Regions from separate parts of the Homo sapiens genome. Here region 1 is linked to region 2. Evidence: chromatin loops called from intact Hi-C (ENCODE). Cell type or tissue: B cell. All regions are shown on one strand. Links, peaks and the distances in the headings refer to the core of each region. The heading gives the core; the rest is flanking DNA.

The links. Hi-C counts contacts between places; a loop is a spot of excess contacts. Peaks named below come from ENCODE experiments on the same cell type or tissue, not always from the same donor. Only the 100,000 strongest peaks of a DNase experiment are listed, where the experiment ranks them.
Region 1: it touches region 2 in a loop (26-fold over the local background); 14 of 110 quality-filtered maps call a loop at or near these places.

The regions. Positions count from the first base shown.
Region 1 is chr17:8,406,762-8,415,088 of GRCh38, reverse strand. It overlaps a transcript of NDEL1 not described here. Among named protein-coding and RNA genes, the nearest start is that of RNF222, 13 kb to the right of the region's middle. RefSeq lists an enhancer at 4,504-4,798. In B cell, for the core only: CTCF peaks have their summits at 4,417 and 4,624 (motif pointing left); a DNase peak (open chromatin) is centred at 4,638; H3K27me3 peaks cover 457 bases.
Region 2 is chr17:8,891,216-8,899,542 of GRCh38, reverse strand. PIK3R5 (phosphoinositide-3-kinase regulatory subunit 5) reads left to right here. Exons shown (of 19, transcript NM_001142633.3): 6 at 5,888-5,957. It overlaps LOC124903922 (a long non-coding RNA gene), which reads right to left. Exons shown (of 2, transcript XR_007065613.1): 2 at 7,589-7,755. It overlaps LOC124903920 (a long non-coding RNA gene), which reads right to left and starts at 2,357. Exons shown (of 3, transcript XR_007065611.1): 1 at 2,267-2,357; 2 at 1,957-2,122; 3 at 529-595. RefSeq lists enhancers at 4,403-4,602, 4,613-4,682, 7,109-7,218. In B cell, for the core only: CTCF peaks have their summits at 4,227 and 4,428 (motif pointing right); a DNase peak (open chromatin) is centred at 4,422.

The DNA.
Region 1 (8,327 bases), core at 3,592-6,091, 480 kb after region 2:
GTATCCAAAAGAGAGAGGATTCACACAAGAAAGAGAAAAGGGAACTCCTAAGATGACAACATTCAGCAGTCCTGGGGAGAAACCAATCCAAGAGGGAGCAGTAGGATGAGGCACCAGGCAGATGTCTCTGAGGAATAAGAGAAAGAGACTGAGAGATAATCTAATAGATAATAGAGACTGAGAGATAATCTAATGTGTTGATCATATTGCCAGGAATTTTATAGGTCTGTTAGAGAGGAATCAGTGATATGTATCTAAAAACTAAGCAAATGAAGGTACAGTGGCTCAAGCCTGTAATCCCAGCTACTCAGGAGGCTGAGGTGGGAGGATCTCTTGAGGCCAGTGTTTCACACCAGGCTGGGCAACATAGCAAGACCCGGCCTCAAATAAATAAATAAGATGGTATGACACTTTTTTTTTTTGAGATGGAGTCTCGCTCTGTCGTCCAGGCTAGAGTGCAGTGGCGCGATCTCAGCTCACTGCCAGCTCCGCCTCCCAAGTTCACACCATTCTCCTGCCTCAGCCTCCCGGGTAGCTGGGACTACAGGTGCCCAACACCACGCCCGGCTAATTTTTTGTATTTTTAGTAGAGACGGGGTTTCACCATGTTAGCCAGGATGGTCTCGATATCCTGACCTCATGATCCGCCAGCCTTGGCCTCCCAAAGTGCTGGGATTACAGGCGTGAGCCACCGCGCCCGGCCATGGTACGACATTTCTTAAGGGAATCTGGACAAATGAATGAAAACTAAATATATGTACAACCTTTCACCTAGCAATCCAACATCTAAGGATTTATTCTAAGGAAATAATAGTATGCAAAGATGTACATTCAGTGATGTTTACTGTGGCACTGTTTATTATTATAGAAATAAATTGGAAACACCCTAAACACCCACCAATAGGAGACTGGTTTAATAAATCATGGTACAGCCACACAATGGAATACTACATAGCTGTTAAAAAGGACAAGGTAGATAATTATGAATTAACAAGAGATGACACTCAAGAGATACTATTAAGTGAAAAAAAGGTTGAAAGACAGTAAGTAGAATTTGACATAAAAATATTCATTTAAAAGTCTAGATGTCTATATGCCAAAATATTAATCTTTAGAGATAGAATTATGCAAACACTTTCAATGTCTCTGTACTGATTAAATTTTTATCAGATATTATATTATCAGGAAAAATCATCTAGTTCCATTTACAAAATGAAATAAAAGTAACCCCAAACCCTGAAGAATACAATCATACAGTTTACAAAACACCTTCACAATCATCATTCTGCTTAAGTTTACAAACATCCAAAAAAATAGAGATGTCTTACATTTTGTAGATGAGAAAACACGTTCAGAGGGAAGCAAATGGCCCATGAGCAGTGAAGTCAAGGTCCCAGGACATGATCGCAAGCCCCTAACTTGGTCAGCTCAGCATGGCTTCAGTGCATCTCACTGACTGTCTCTGTTGGCTCCAGATAAACCTGTCAGAACCCTATGAACTCCCTCTGCAACCCAGAAAAATGCTATGTGGGCAGTTCAGGAAATAGGAAACCAAATCAAGGTGATCAGAATATCAGGGGGAAGATGTGCGCAAATGATATGGTTTCAGGAAACCACCAAAGCCGTCTCTTTATGTCACCCAACCCTCATGCCACAGGGACATAACCAACTTTCCAAATGGACCTCAGCCTTTGACAATCCGCCTGCCTCATGGGCACAGAGGGTCCTCAGACATCAGGAGCCCCCCATTCTGGCATCTCTCAGGCAAACCCTCATGTGGCCCAGACCTTCTCCAATCAGCTCTTTCCTCCCAATGTACCTGGTCCTGTGTCTCAGGCCTCAGCTGATCAGATCCACGGCAGCATACGGGGCCCACGCTGAACTTGCTGACACAAAGTAGAAGTCAATAGGAAGAGTGAGAATCACCGTCCGACCAAAGATACGCAAGGATGGGAAATGGATTAGAGCCAGGAAGGCTGGGGCCTGCTGCCCTGAAGTGAGGCAACCCTGCCCGCCTCATCACTCAGCTGGGGTTGAGCAAGACTTCAGTGCTTCGGGAAGGAAAGAAGAAATTCAAGTTCTCAGCCAGGCCTTCAGCCTTCCCATCTCCCCTGCATGTGTAGTTTGGAAGCCACTGGTCTTCCAGACAGATGTCCTGTTCTCTCCTCCACTTTCCTGCCTTCATCCCCGTATTTGGAGGGTAAAGGCATGGGGAAGAGCTGTCACTACTTAAGGTGGGGAGACAGTGAATGCCAGTGTTGTTTGTCTCTCCACAAGGGCCAAGCACATAACATGGTACACAAGAGAATGAACTTGTCCCATAGCCTCCACCTGCCACTTGTAGCTGTGAGAACTTGAAACCGGGCACGGTGGCTGACACCTGTAATCCCAGCACTTTGGGAGGCCGAGGCGAGTGGATCACCTAAGGTCAGGAGTTCAAGAACAGCCTGGCCAACATGGTGAAATCCTGTCTCTACTAAAAATACAAAAATTAGCCAGGCATGGTGGCACACACCTGTAATCCCACGTACTCGGGAGGCTGAGGCAGGAGAATCACTTGAACCCGGGAGGCGGAGGTTGCAGTGAGCCAAGATTGTGCCACTGCACTCCAGCTTGGGCGACAGAGCAAGACTCCATCTCAACAAAAAAAGAACTTGAGCAAGTTGCTTTGCTCTCTGAGTCTCATTTGCCTCATCTATAAACGGAAACAATGCTGGTACTGACCTCATAGTATTTTGTAGGGCTTAAATGAGATAACGTGCGTAATTGGCTCCACCCAAGTCCAATTAGTCCCTTTAGCTGTTAGTGGTTGTCCCCTTCCAGCCCTATCAGATCTGACTCACTCCTTATGGCTTTATTAGGTCAGACACCCTGGTCTAAAGAGTCCCCTGAACACTCTTGCCTCTGCAGTGGCTGTAGGTCTCATGCATCAATTAGTCTTACGATCTAGAAGAAGCACCATTGTTAAGAAGGGCTAGGAGACCCTTCACTAATCATTCTTTTCCTTTTCCCGGGGTGATGTCTTTTCTCCCCAGGGTCAGCCGTGAAGGTAGGGGCTGTGTGGATTTGTCTCTGTATCCCCAGGGGCACTCATCAGAGCCCTGGAGGTTAAGTCCATAAATATTTGTGGATCTTAGAGGTTCATAGAAACATCACCCCTATTTAAAGCATGTGGGTAAACTTAGGGACCTGGGCTGAGGAATCCATAGCAGTGGGACTGAGGCTTTTACAGGATGTGGCAAAGCCATGCACGCAGGCAGGATCAGGGTGACACTTGGCTCCTCTTAGCTCCTCTCGCAAGTTCCTAAAGCTCCTAAAGATGTGAAATAGGGGCGTGTGTGGAAAGCCGCTGCTTGATCTGCCTGGAAATCCTGCCCACCTCCATCTCCAGAAGGAAGGCTGCTTCCTGCTTAGCCTCAGCACACTTAAATCCCCCTCAAAAGCAGCTCTTGGGTTTGCCACCTGCTAATCAAGGCACCTGACCTCTTCCTGGCTCTCTGTCCTCACCTCCTGACACCCTTCTTCTCAGATGATGGATATCCTGACAACTGAGATGGCATCCTCTTCACCCAAGCTGGAGTGCAGTGGTGCGATCTTGGCCCACTGCAACCTCCACCTCCCGGCTTCAAGCAATTCTCTGCCTCAGCCTCCTGAGTAGCTGGGATTACAGGCGCCCACCACCATACCTGGCTAGTTTATATATTTTTAGTAGAGACGGGGTTTCACCATTTTGGCCAGGCTGGTCTTGAACTCCTCACCTCATGATCCACCCGCCTCAGCCTCCCAAAGTGCTGGGATTACAGGCGCGAGCCAATGCACCCAACCCAAGATGGCGCCTTCTTAAGGATTGACCCCCACCACTTGCTTCCTCCAATTTACCACCCTGCCAGGGTAACCTGCCTGACTCCATACTGCTTTAGGGTGCCCCAAGCCTTGTTGAGGTTTACTATGTGCTAGCCACTGTGCAAGTGTTTTATGTACAATATCCTGCTTTAATTCTCAAGTAACTTTCTAAGGTAGAGGCTATTACTATTCCCATTTTACAGATGAGGAAACTGAGACCCAAAGAAGTCATGCAACTTGCCCAAGGTCATGCCGTGAGTGGGCTCACACTCTAACTTGTATTTCAGACATTTCTGTGAAATTGTGTTCACTCTGGTAAACCCTTTGAGAGAAGAGCCTGGATTTGCTTCTCTCTCACCTCCCATATTGCATAGAGATGGAACTTTACACAGCATGTTCTAACAAATTTTAGAACTACTGGGCATGAGTCATCACCAGGGAGCTTGTTAGAAATGCAGAATCTCAGGCCCCACCCCAGTTCTACTGAATCAGAATTTGCATTTTCACAAGAGAAGCAGGTGAGGGTTTGCTCATCAAAGTTCGAGACCATACTGTTCGAAACTGAATTGAATGGATGGTGCTCTACAGAGACACCCACAAGCCAAACAAGCATAGGAAAACAAAGCAAAAATACCTACAGGGCTCCTGATCTTGGGAACTGCACTTCCGGAGGAAGCACAGCGCAAAAAGTTAGGGCTGAGAGGTTCCCCATGCCTCACTCAGTTTCCACTTCCCGGTGCTCCAGCAAGATCTTGGCTGGGAGTCTGGATAGCAACGAGACATCTTTAGAGCGCCACCTGCTGGCCGTGATTAGGTATGTATCGCTCATTTCGGCTCCAGGCATTCCCTCTCAAAGCTGCAGCTCAAGGTCTGAGCCTTCTGTAACGGATCCCTTGGTTCTTTATTTCTGCCCCTTCAACACTCACCATTCACTATTCCTGTCGCTGGTTCAGATAACTCGTTACTCTCTAAATGGCAATGATGCAGCACCCCCATGTTTGCTTAGCCCCTTGACCTTCTCAATTGAGTTCAGCTCATTAGGCATTTGTTGAGCTCCTACTGGGTGCAAAGCATTACGACTTCAACAGAACAGCCTTCTCACGAGCGTCAAAGCAAGTGGTCAGTAAATAAACCAGGCTCTTAGTGTTCTGACTCAGGGTAAAACCACAAAGATTTAATACTGGTCCCTATAAGAAAGCGTTTGCAACATTCACATGGACATTCTTTTTTTTTTTTTGAGACAGAGTCTCGCTCTGTCACCCGGACTAGAGTACAGTGGCGTGATCTCGGCTCACTGCAACCTCCACCTCCCGGGTTCAAGCGATTCTCCTGCCTCAGCCTCCTGAGTAGCTGGGATTACAGGAGCGTGCCACCACACCCAGCTAATTTTTGTATTTTTAGTAGAGACGGGGTTTCACCATGTTGGTCAGGCTGGTCTCGAACTCCTGACCTCATGACCTCATTTAGGAAGGCACAACCTTCCTAAAAGGCAAATTTACAATATTTATCACAAGGCCTTAAAACAATATTATCCTTTGAGTTATCGATTCCATTGCTAGTAATTTATTTTAAGGAAATACCACCAATATATTGCAGTAAAAACACTTACTGCAGACTTTTTTTTTTTTTTTTTGAGATGGAGTTTCACCCTTGTTGCCCAAGCTGGAGTGCAATGGCGCCATCTCAGCGCACCGCAACCCCCACCTCCCGGGTTCAAGCGATTCTCCTGCCTCAGTCTCCCTAGTAGCTGGGATTACAGGTGGATGCCATGATGCCCAGGTAATTTTTGTATTTTTAGTAGAGACAGGGTTTCACCATGATGGTCAAGGCTGGTTTCGAACTCCTGACTTCAGGTGATCCGCCCACCTCGGCCTCCCAAAGTGCTGGGATTACAGGCATGAGCCACTGCGCCCGGCCAACAATTTTTATAATAGGGAAAAATTGGAAACAACCTAAATATGAATCAACATGAGATTAATTAAGCAAATTACTACATCTATTTAAAAAGAGGATCTAAAAGAATGTTTATTGGGATTAAAAGTTAACAATTGAAAAAAAAAAAAAGGTCCCAAAAGCATTCATACAATGTGACCTCATTTATCTTAAAAATAATTATATATCATATGTATAAATACAACTATACATTTTAACATAATTATATATTATATGGCTATATATATATATGCACGCTGGAATAAACACCAAAATATTAATGGTAGTTTTCTGTAGAAGTGGTGTACAGCTTGTATTGTGTGTGTGTGTGTGTGTGTGTGTGTGTGTGCGTGTGTGTTTATGTGTGTGTTAAAATTTTCCACATTTTTTTTCAATAGTAGTGCTATTTTTATCATCCGAAAATAAGATTGTTCTTACTCTGAACTCTGTCCCTGACCCGGGCCTTACCTGTCTCAAGAATTGAGGCCTCCTAGCTGTCCGGGAGGATTTAAGCCCTGGGATGAACACTGCCAACTCAGAAAATCCTCCAAGGCGGCCAGCTCACGTCAAGCACTGTTTCTCCAAATGCTGCCGTGTCCCTGAGAACAAACCTCTCCACTGTCTTGGTGGCTTCCCTCCCCCGCCTGTCCTGAAGCATCTCTGCCCCGGGAGTGGGTCACTTGACAACAGTGAGAGGGAATCCGTGAGGTGGGTGCCAGGAGTGCAGCCCCGCGCTGCCCCGGCTGGCACAAGCTTGGGCCATGACTCAGCCCCTTTCTGCTCACCTGGTGTCCCGCCCTGCTGTCTCCACTTCCTCCCCAGCCCGCACCCTCGGGTCACCGTCCTTCCTTGCTAGTTTCATCCTGTTGAAAGAGTCCAAGCTACTTTTCTCTGAATTCTTTTGTTTGATCCACTTCAGTGGTTTCCCATCGAAAGGGCTCTCGGGTCAAGCATTTCACCCGGGCCTTGGGCTCAGCCACGGAAAGTTCTAGAGTCGCCTGTTTCTAGCTCTGGGATCCCAAGTTTCTGTCCCCTGCGTGGGCGCCAGCTCTCACCCACTCGTGCCAGAGTCCGCATGAGTGGCACTTCAGATGGTACACAAGTGAACCTTTTTATACTTAGAAGTTTGCATTAATTAATTAAAGTTTGTACCGTTTCATGAATTAATTGAGACAGAGTCTTGCTGTGTCGCCAGGCTGGAGTGCAGTGGCTCAATCTCCGCTCACTGCAACCTCCACCTCCCAGGTTCAAGAGATTCTCCTGCCTCAGCCTCCCGAGTAGCTGGGACTACAGGCACGCACCACCACGCCCGGCTAATTTTTTGTATTTTAGTAGAGACGGGGTTTCACCATGTTGGCCAGGATGGTCTCAATTTCCTGACCTCGTGATCCACCCACCTCGGCCTCCCAAAGTGCTGGGATTACAGGCGTGAGCTACCGTGCCCGGCCCCTAATTATATTTTTAAGGTACAGACACTTATATTTGAGGCTGTTAAAGGTATGAATGCTTATGTTTAAGGGTTGTGTTTTGTTTCGTATTTTTTCCCAGGCTGGACTGCAGTGGCGCGATCTCTGCAACCTCTGCCTCCCAGGTTCAAAAGAAATTCTCATGGCTCAGCCTCCCGAGTATCCGGGATTACAGATCCGCTCCACCACACCTGGCTAATTTTTGTATTTTAGTAGAGATGGTGTTTCACTATGGTGCCCAGGCTGGTCTCTAACTCCTGAGCTCAAGCGATCCACTCACCTCCGCCTCCCAAAGAGCCAGGATTACGAGTGTGAGCCACGGTGCCAGGCCAGGCCATGTTTAAGATATTTTTAAGAAATGGATGTTTTTGCTGGGTGCCGCGGCTCATGCCTGTAATCCCAGCACTGTGGGAGGCTGAGGCGGGCAGATCACTTGAGGTCAGGAGTTCGAGACCAGTCTAGCCAACATGGTAAAACTCCATCTCTACCAAAAAATACAAAAGTATTAGCTGGCCGTGGTGGCAGGTGCCTGTAATCCCAGCTACTTGGGAGGCTGAGGCAGGAGAATTGCTTGAACTTCGGGGGCGGAGGTTGCAGTGCGCCGAGATTGCGCCACTGCACTGCACCCCAGCCTGGGTGACAGAGTGAGACTCTGTCTCAAAAAAACAAAAAAAAGAATGGAAAGTAGAATGACTGTGTTGCTCAAACACCCCCTTCACCTCACTACTGGCCCAACACACATGAGTTAGGCTTGAGAAGGCAGCTTTTTTTTACTTAAACATTTATTGGGCTCTAATAATACTGGGTCTTTGTGCCAGAGCCTACAGAGATGTGTGAAATAGGATCTCCCTTCATCGAGGTATTAAAAGATATAGAGGAAGGCCAAGGGCGGTGGCGCACATCTGCGGCGGGAGGAGGGTCAAGGGTCATGTACACACACACTAAAAACATAAAAATTAGCCAGGCGTGGTGGCACATGCCTATAATCCCAGCCTCATGCTGAGCACTTTGGGAGGCCGAGGCAGGCAGATCACTTGAGGTCAGGAGTTCGAGACCAGCCTGGCCAACATGATGAAACCCTGTCTC
Region 2 (8,327 bases), core at 3,141-5,640:
CTTGTGAGCTTCCGTTTCCTCATCTGTAAAATGGGTGTATAGCAATGCCTCCCTGTCAATGCAGTTAGTGAGGATTAATGTTGGCCTAATTGATTTCACAGTGCTGGGGGCAGTAAGGGTTGCAGTGGTGTTAGCTTAGAAGGTAGGTCCTGGTAAAGTCACAGGGAGAAATGAGAAGGGACGTGGGGAGGTGGGCCCTCCCCCCGTGAAGTCTTAGGGACCCAGTTGCCATGGAAATGAATGAAACAGTTTATCCTGCTTTGATGTGGCTGGGTGGCAGAGGAAGTGGGCCTGTTATCAAGGCTGGGGGCCTCCCCCTGCTTCCTGACTCCACCCCCGTATGATCGCCCAGTGCCTCAATTCTGGAGGTAGCAGGAAACCTCACGTCAGTGCCACTGGGTCCTGCCCACCACAGCCCTCTTGGGCTCAGCCCACATGTTTATTGAATATTTACTCTATGCCTGCATAGCTGTGCCGACCACAATACTTTCCTGCAAAGAATTTACCTGTAAACCTGGGGGATGACATGGGGCATCTTACATGCAAACCGCTCTGCAATTTTCAAAGCACACAGACCTCAAGGATTGCACCTTGCCTGTAGGGGAAGAAGGAAAAGTCATATTCTTCTCATTATAAAATGGGAAATGATTTTGAGAAGACCAAGTTCAGTATTTCTTGTTTAAGCTACAAAGTGAAGTATGAAAGAGGGAACACGAACCCTTGTATGACAGAGACCTACACTTCGTCACTTATTAGTTAATGACCTTGGACAAGTTCCTTAGACTCTCTGAGCCTCCTGGTCAAAAGCAGGATTATAATTATCGTTGATGATGATGACGAGGAGGACAGCAATGATGCCAGGGTTGCTTATGGCATATGAAGCACCGTCATAGGTTGGTCCCATCTAACCCTCAGAACACCTCCCTGGGTAGTTACTATTATTCCCATTTTTCAGATGCTGAAACTGAAGGCTCGACATTTATGTAACTTGCCCCAGGTCACATAGCTGACAAGAGCTCTACCACTTGAACCCATATCTCTTTGATACCAAAAGTCATATCCCATCCTTTTCACATTTGCATAAAGCTGTGTTTCTACCAAGAGGCACTGACAGATGGCTGCATGACCCTGGGTTGCCCAGGCTGTCTTTTTATAAACGCTCTCCCCCTTGGGGAATTTCTCCTGCCCCTTTCCCTTTGGGTTGCTTAATATGGCTTCATACCCTTTGACTTCCTATCAAATGGGGAACAAACCTGGGTTAGGTCAGTTTTGCTTATCAGCGGGTGGCAGGTGAATTCAGAATGTTCTTCAGTGGTGTTACATTTCTCTGGGGACATTACTGATCACAGACATTTGGATTTTATACTTTTTGTCTCTGGTTATGGAATGAAAGGTTAGACCTCTTGAAGGATGTCAAACATCATTGACTAGTAGGTGGGGGAGGTTTAGGGAAAAGAGTAGAGGCAGGTGTTCCAGAAACCACACGGTGTGATCAGTTAGGACTGAGCTGGCTGCCTATAGCAGAAAGCCCCAAACAACTATGCCTTAAACTCTCAGGGGCTATTTTTCTTTTACACACAGACACACAGACACACACACCACACACACACACATACACACACACAATCTGTATGAAGGCAGGCCAGCATTGGCATGGTGGCCCCATGAACATCCTGGACCAGCCTTCCCTCATCTTTCCACTCCACCATCCTTGGCAAAAGTCACCATCTTCAAGGTTGCTTCTTGGTCTAGGATGGCTGCTGGAGTGCTGGCCATCATGTCCACATTCCAGTTAACAGAAAGAAGGAGGTGAGGGGGGTTGCACCTAACACATTCTGCAAGGGAGGTTGAGAAATTGACTCATCAACTGGGTACAATGCCCAGTGTCCCACTCATAAAAAAACGAGGAATGGATATTGAGTAGATGCCTAGAAGTCTCTGCCACATATGACTTACTTGTAAGAGTAGCCCATAAGGCCTGGATTGGTCCTGTTAGGGTGACTCTCACCAGGGTGGTGAAAGGGTGTTATGAAAGGTCTCATCTCAGTTCGCCCCCACAAGCCCGGTGGCTCTGCAAAGCTGGAGACCTCATCCCACAGGCGTTTCCGTGGGGTCACTGCACCTGTTCAGAGCAGCATATGTCTTGTGGTGGCACTGGCCTTTCATTCCAAGAACTCACATCTCCTCTGCCTGCATGAAGGCCTGCCCAGTGGGTTCCTTCCCCCCAGTATTTTCCTCTTGGCTTTCTAGCCACATTCCTTCTCACCTTCCCCCTCTCTGCTCCTGGACTCCCGGTGGCCAGAGATTCCGAGCCTCCCTTGTTATGTCTTCTCCTTTGTTTATTCACCTGAAATCCGTGCTTCACCTTCCTGCCCAGGCCCTGCTGAGGCCCACAGCCATGAGTCCCCAATTCCTCCAGCCTCTCTGGAGTCCAGGACCCTGGGGATGGGGAGCAGGAAGGCGCTATACATGGGACCCCCAGTGAGGAGGGAAGTGTAAGAGAAACCCTGCTGTGGGGAGTGGTGTGCCTGGTGTTTGCTTCAGGGTATGAGGTAGGTCAAACTGTCCACCATGAGTTGATATTAATCATAGTTGCTGGAGAACCAAACCTGATCTAGTCTCATTTGGAGATTGCAATGCCGTTGGGGCCGGGCTCTGCTTCCACCCTGTTGATTCCGTGGAATCTTGGTGTTCCCCTTGTAGGAGGAAACTGAGTCAGATGTGGTTGCTCCCTGCCTCCCCCAGGCTCAAGTACCCACATCACCCTCAGCATGGACCTGTCTATCCGTGTGTCATTAATACCAGTGCTTGCTTGATGGCAGATGTAGTGATTTTCCTGTGTCCTGGATCTTCACAGTCTGCTGTTCTGTGCAGGATCCCCATCTATTTGCAACTTTGAAAAAGAGTGGAAGCTTTGATGGGTGAACAAGGCTTAATGGCGAAGGGCCTTGGACACCTGGGCCAGGAGTTTGAACTTCACTATGAGTGTGTTCTGCCCACTCACCCCGTTCTTCGCCTGTATGGGGTGACTTCTCTCAATTTCTTACTTGCTAGAGCCTGACGTAGGAACAACCCAGGCAAGATTTTTGTTTAGCCCTTGCACCAATCTTGATCTAAGAAGCTAAACTCAGAAAGTTGTTTCCATCTGCTAAGGTGACCAAGAAAGGGTGTGATCTAAGATCAAAGGGAGAGAGGTGTCTGTGGATCTGAGGCTCCCCAGTGCAGCCTCCCTGTTTGGGGAGTGGAGGGTGGAGTTAAGGGTGGTCTCGAAACTGACATTGCACACCCCACTTAGCATTCATGGCCTCCCTGGCATCACCAGGTAACATTGTGAAAACCAAGCCCATGGAGGGTGCTGGGAGATATTTCCAACCTCACAGCACATACCAGCAAATGGGGACTCGGCAGTACAATCTCTAAGCCAGGCTCAAAGGAGTCAGTCTGTACAAAAGCTTATATTATCAAAGCCTCCTCCACATTGCACAGTCTTTTCTAATGTGTTCCCAGCTCAGGCCCCAGCCCACCAGTTAATTACCCCAAAACCCCACACCCCATGCTAAGCAGGGAGGTCCATTACCAAGAGAGGCCAAGGAAGGGGGTTGATGGTGTTTTGGGGGTGAGGGCGGGAGTTTATCTGATGATCATAGGTTCTGCTTGGGAACTGTTGGTACCTTGGGTATTCAGCACCAGCCAAACAACTCTGAAAATCACTCTCTCTGGGTCAGAGTGTGCCAAGAGGCACAGGTATCCTCCTAAATATCCCCCATTAAAGCAACGGGACACATAGAGCAACAGTCGCGTGGAGTCCACGTAGCTCATACGAAGCAGCTTCTGATTCTAACTGTAGCACAATCCTAAAATGAGACTAAGGCACACGAATATAGATGTTAGAGACTGCTCCTCATCCTAGAGACAAGAGGAGACGAAGGAGCTTCAAGGAGAAGGTTGTCAACAGTACCAAGCACTCCAAAACAAAAGTTCAAGCAGCGTGAGGATGAGGTTGGGCCGTTGGGTATGGGGACGGGGAAAATGTTGCCAAGCTTCAGGAGAGCAGGGTCAGGAGGGCAGAGGGGTTGGAAGCCAATGGCTGGGCGTGTTGGAAGAAAGCTGATGTGGAGGGAGAGCGACGTCAGAGTCTACTGCTTCCTGGAGTATGACCGCCTGGATGTCCTTGGTCAACAGAGGCAGAAGTGGCGGTGAAGAAATGGGGTCAGCGGGGTGTGGGTTAATGTTAAAAGCATTAAACAGTAAAAGAAAAGAGAAATAAGGTCAAGAGAAGATTTTGCGTATCTATGTGTTTTATGGTCAGGGAGATGGGGAATATCTGTTTGTCTCCGCTATGGTAGCTATGGTATTATGTAGAGGTGGTTGGAGAGCGGGTGAGGATCTCTTCTCTGTAATGCACGTGAGTGGCCACCAGATGGTGTCCCAAGTCCTGATGTAATAGCCACTGTGTCAAGGACTTATCTGGCAAAATGGACCAAACGTTAACTTCTAAATATGCGATGATTACATAAAGTAAACATCACGCAAAAGGCCAAAAATCAAAGCAATTAGGTCCCAAGTTAGAAGAGCATTATGTGGTAATTTTCTGCCTTTTACTAAAGGAACCTCACAGCCTTTCTATTTATAGCTGTCTTTAAACCCCAACCCCCGCCCTACCCCGCCCCCGAGACTTGCACTTCTGAGGGGACGTCCTGCAGGTTCCCAGCTCAGTCCCAGTTCAGAGTGGCCCTGCTCTCGATGGGGACTGCCCTGGGCCTATTTCCAAGCTATGACAAGAAGGCGACCCACCCCGCTGGGTCCCCAGCCCCTGCTCTGTGAGGGAGTGAACTCCCGCTTTCTGTTTCATCTCCTTGTCATGGTGGAAACAGAACTGAATGCACACTGTAAAGCGACTACTGTGCACAACAGAGTCAAGCTGCAGAAACAAAAGGAAAACCTTTGGTGTGTTTCTTCTCAGCATTTGGAAGTCAGAGGAGACAGAGAGGGGGAAGGGCCAGGGAGAAAGGGGATGCGGGCTGGGAGAGGAGCCTGGGATGCAGATGCCTCAGAGCACGGAGGACGCCAGGCCAGACCACAGTCCTTCCCGATCCCCGGACTCCAGGCAGAGACGGGGAGGTGCAGGTGGGGAAACTCGAAACCCACTGCCTGGCTGGAGCTAAGGCAAAGTGGATGGGCTGAGAGGTGCCTGGCATAGCGGGAAGGCACCCCGGACCGGGAGAGGGGGCAGCGGCAGGGACCGAGGAGTAGCCCTGCGGCACAAGACGGGGCAGCCTCCTGGGCCCAGGTTCTGCCTCCTGCGATGCTCCGCCTCCCAGTCTCTGAAGAGAGAAACTTTAAGTTGGTCAAGCCATGGTGGGGCCTGGGAATCATAGACTGTTAAAGGCCTCAGAGGCCACGGATCTAATCTGGCCCTTCCCAGGAGAAACTGAGGCCCAGGGCTAAAGTGACCTGGCCAAGGCCACGCAGAAGAGCTGGAATAGAACTCAGGCTTCCGACACGGGCTCTCACCCTGGATCTCTTTCTCTCCAGCTAGGCTGCCTCCAAGCCTGGAGCCGGGACCTGAGCCACAAGGGGAGTGGAAAGCTCTTAGGAAGGGAGGGCAGTCAGAGAGGCCACGGGAATCCAGAGGACAGCGAGGCCCAGGACCGAGTTTTGGTGTTGGAGGTGGAGGTGGGGATATGACTCGTGAGGTGTAAAAGGACGCATAGAAGCAAACTGCTAGGCACCCTGGAGGGTCCACAGAACAGCTTCTCTGCAGGTTCGCCTGAGCTCCATCCGGGAATTTCCAACCTGATTGTCCAGTGCTTGGCTCCCCACGAGGCACACGGACGATGCTGAAGGAACTGATCAGCCCATGAACTCTTTTCTTCTTGACCCACAGGGATCTCCTACCAGAGACTGGTGAGGGCTGAGCAGGGCCTGCCCATCAGGAGTCACCGCAGCTCCACCGTGTGAGTGCTCTTGGGGGACGGAGAAACAGTGGGGAGGGAGTTTGGGACCCCTGCACTGTTCCACCTTCACCCTCCTCCCCCACTCAAACATCCAGTGCCCCCACCCCCTGTCCACCCCAGCCAGCAACAAACAGGCTTCCAGGGAACTGGGAACCCCCTGGCACTGCTGGTGATATTTTGTGTCCAGGTGTGTTTTTCTAGGCTGACGGTCTTTCACCAGATTCTTAAAGAGGTCTGTATCAATTATGCCAGGTGTTAGGCACACAGTTCCCCCACTTTCATTATTTTCAGATGAGGAACTGGAGGTCAGAGAGGTCAAGCAACTTCCCCAAGGTCACACAGCGAGCAAGGGTACGAGCCAGAATTTAACCCTCAGGCTTATTCAGAAGCCCATGATATTTCCACAATCTCCTTCTGTCTGTTACTAAAACAGTGTTTCCAAACTTTTTTGACCAGGACCTATAAGAAAAATCCATTTTATATGACAGCCTGATACACAAACACACACACACACACACACACACACACACACACACACAGCTGAAATGAAATGTATCCTGGTTACATAGGATGAGCTCTGTTCTATTCTATTTCATTTAAGAAACAAATTTGGCTCCCCAGATGATTTCATTACCCACTCCTGTGTCCTGACCTGCAGTTTGAAAAGCACTAGAGAGGGGGTGCCCATTAGGAGGACCCTCTGCAGGCCTTGAAGAGTTGGGTGCTGTCTCACCTTGACATGTTGGGAGCCCAGGGACCCCGGCCTTCACCACCTCAGAAATTATAGGCCCCCGGCCCTCCTCATTCCCAGCCCCAGGGGTTCACTTCCCACTCACTCCCCTGAGCAACACTTCTTGACTTCCCTCTAGGTGAAAACAAACACAAACAAAATGATAGATGTTGAGACAGAGGGAAAGGATGCTAAAATGTTGTAGTTTAGTAAGTAAATAAGATTCCTCTGGGGGAGCTGGGGCAGGTGGGCTGATGAAGAATCATCAAAGCCCTTTAGACCTTTATTCGGACTCCAGGCACCATCCTAAGCATGGTTACATGTGCTGACTCATTTAATCCTCACGTTAACCCCGTGAGAAAGGGATTTTTCACATAAGGGAAGTGAGGCACCGAGAGATTTGTAGAAAGAGCTTACAGTTGGGAGATGGTCTCACTTTCATTATCTGTAAATTGAGAATGATGATAAATTCTTCGGGAGAGAAATTATGCAAGCTGGTGAGGGCAGGGGCTCGGCTGGGCTCGTTACAAGGTTGTAAGGGGCTGCTTATACAAGCCCACCTCCTTTTTCTTACAGATAGAGAAATCAAAGTGAGTTTCTTCCCAAATGATGGGGACTTTGACAGAGACTAGTCCTGTCTCTGCCCTGTCCCCGGGCACCGACGTCCCCAGAGTGTGGAGGGAATGCTGCCCTGCGTGGTGCTCCTTTGCACTGGGTTTAAACGCAGTGTGGAATTGAGAGAGCAAGAGCTCTCATCACATGCAGCTCATACTAAAGCATTTATGGATACAAAGCCGCCATGGCTCGAATTTGCTTCGAGGTCATGCAGTGATGGAGGGGTTGGCATGGGGGAAGTGAGAACAGCCGTGCGTTGTTAACTGTAAACAGAGTGATCAGCGCCTCAGAGCCCACGATTCTTTTAATTTGGGGTATGTTTGAAAGTTTCCATAGTAGCCGGGCGCGGTGGCTCACGCCTGTGATCCCAGCACTTTGGGAGGCCGACGCGGGTGGATCACGAGGTGAGGAGTTCAAGACCAGCCTGGCTAACACATTGAAACCCTGTCTCTACTAAAAATACAAAAAAAAAAAAAGTTAGCTGGGCGTGGTGGCGGGTGCCTGTAGTCCCAGCTATTTGGGAGGCTGAGGCAGGAGAATGGTGTGAACCCGGGAGGCGGGGCTTGCAGTGAGCTGAGATCGTGCCACTGCACTCCAGCCTGGGTGACAAGAACAAGACTCCGTCTCAAAAAAAAAAAAAAAAGAGAAAGGTTCCATAATAAAGAAATGTAAACACTGGCACCAAGAGGGAATCTGGGTATCCATCGGGAAGGGAGGTAGCAGTGGCCAGGCACACAGTCCCCTCCCAGCCAGTGAAAGCCTGTATCATGGCTTTGGGCTGATTAGAAAAGGTGTCCCTCATAAGCTCAGGAAGAAGATGCACTCTGACTTGGCATCCCCTCCTCCGGGCAGATGCAGCCCCACGGCACGAGGAATTTCATGTCCCGCTCGCCCCAGACCACACTGCACAGCACCACGTTGCTGTCCAGCTCCCCCTGAAAACTGATCGCTTGGCTTCAAGTCACCTTGCCTAAAATATGATCCTCATTTGAGTAATCTTGCATCCACTCAGCTGTCTCATAGGA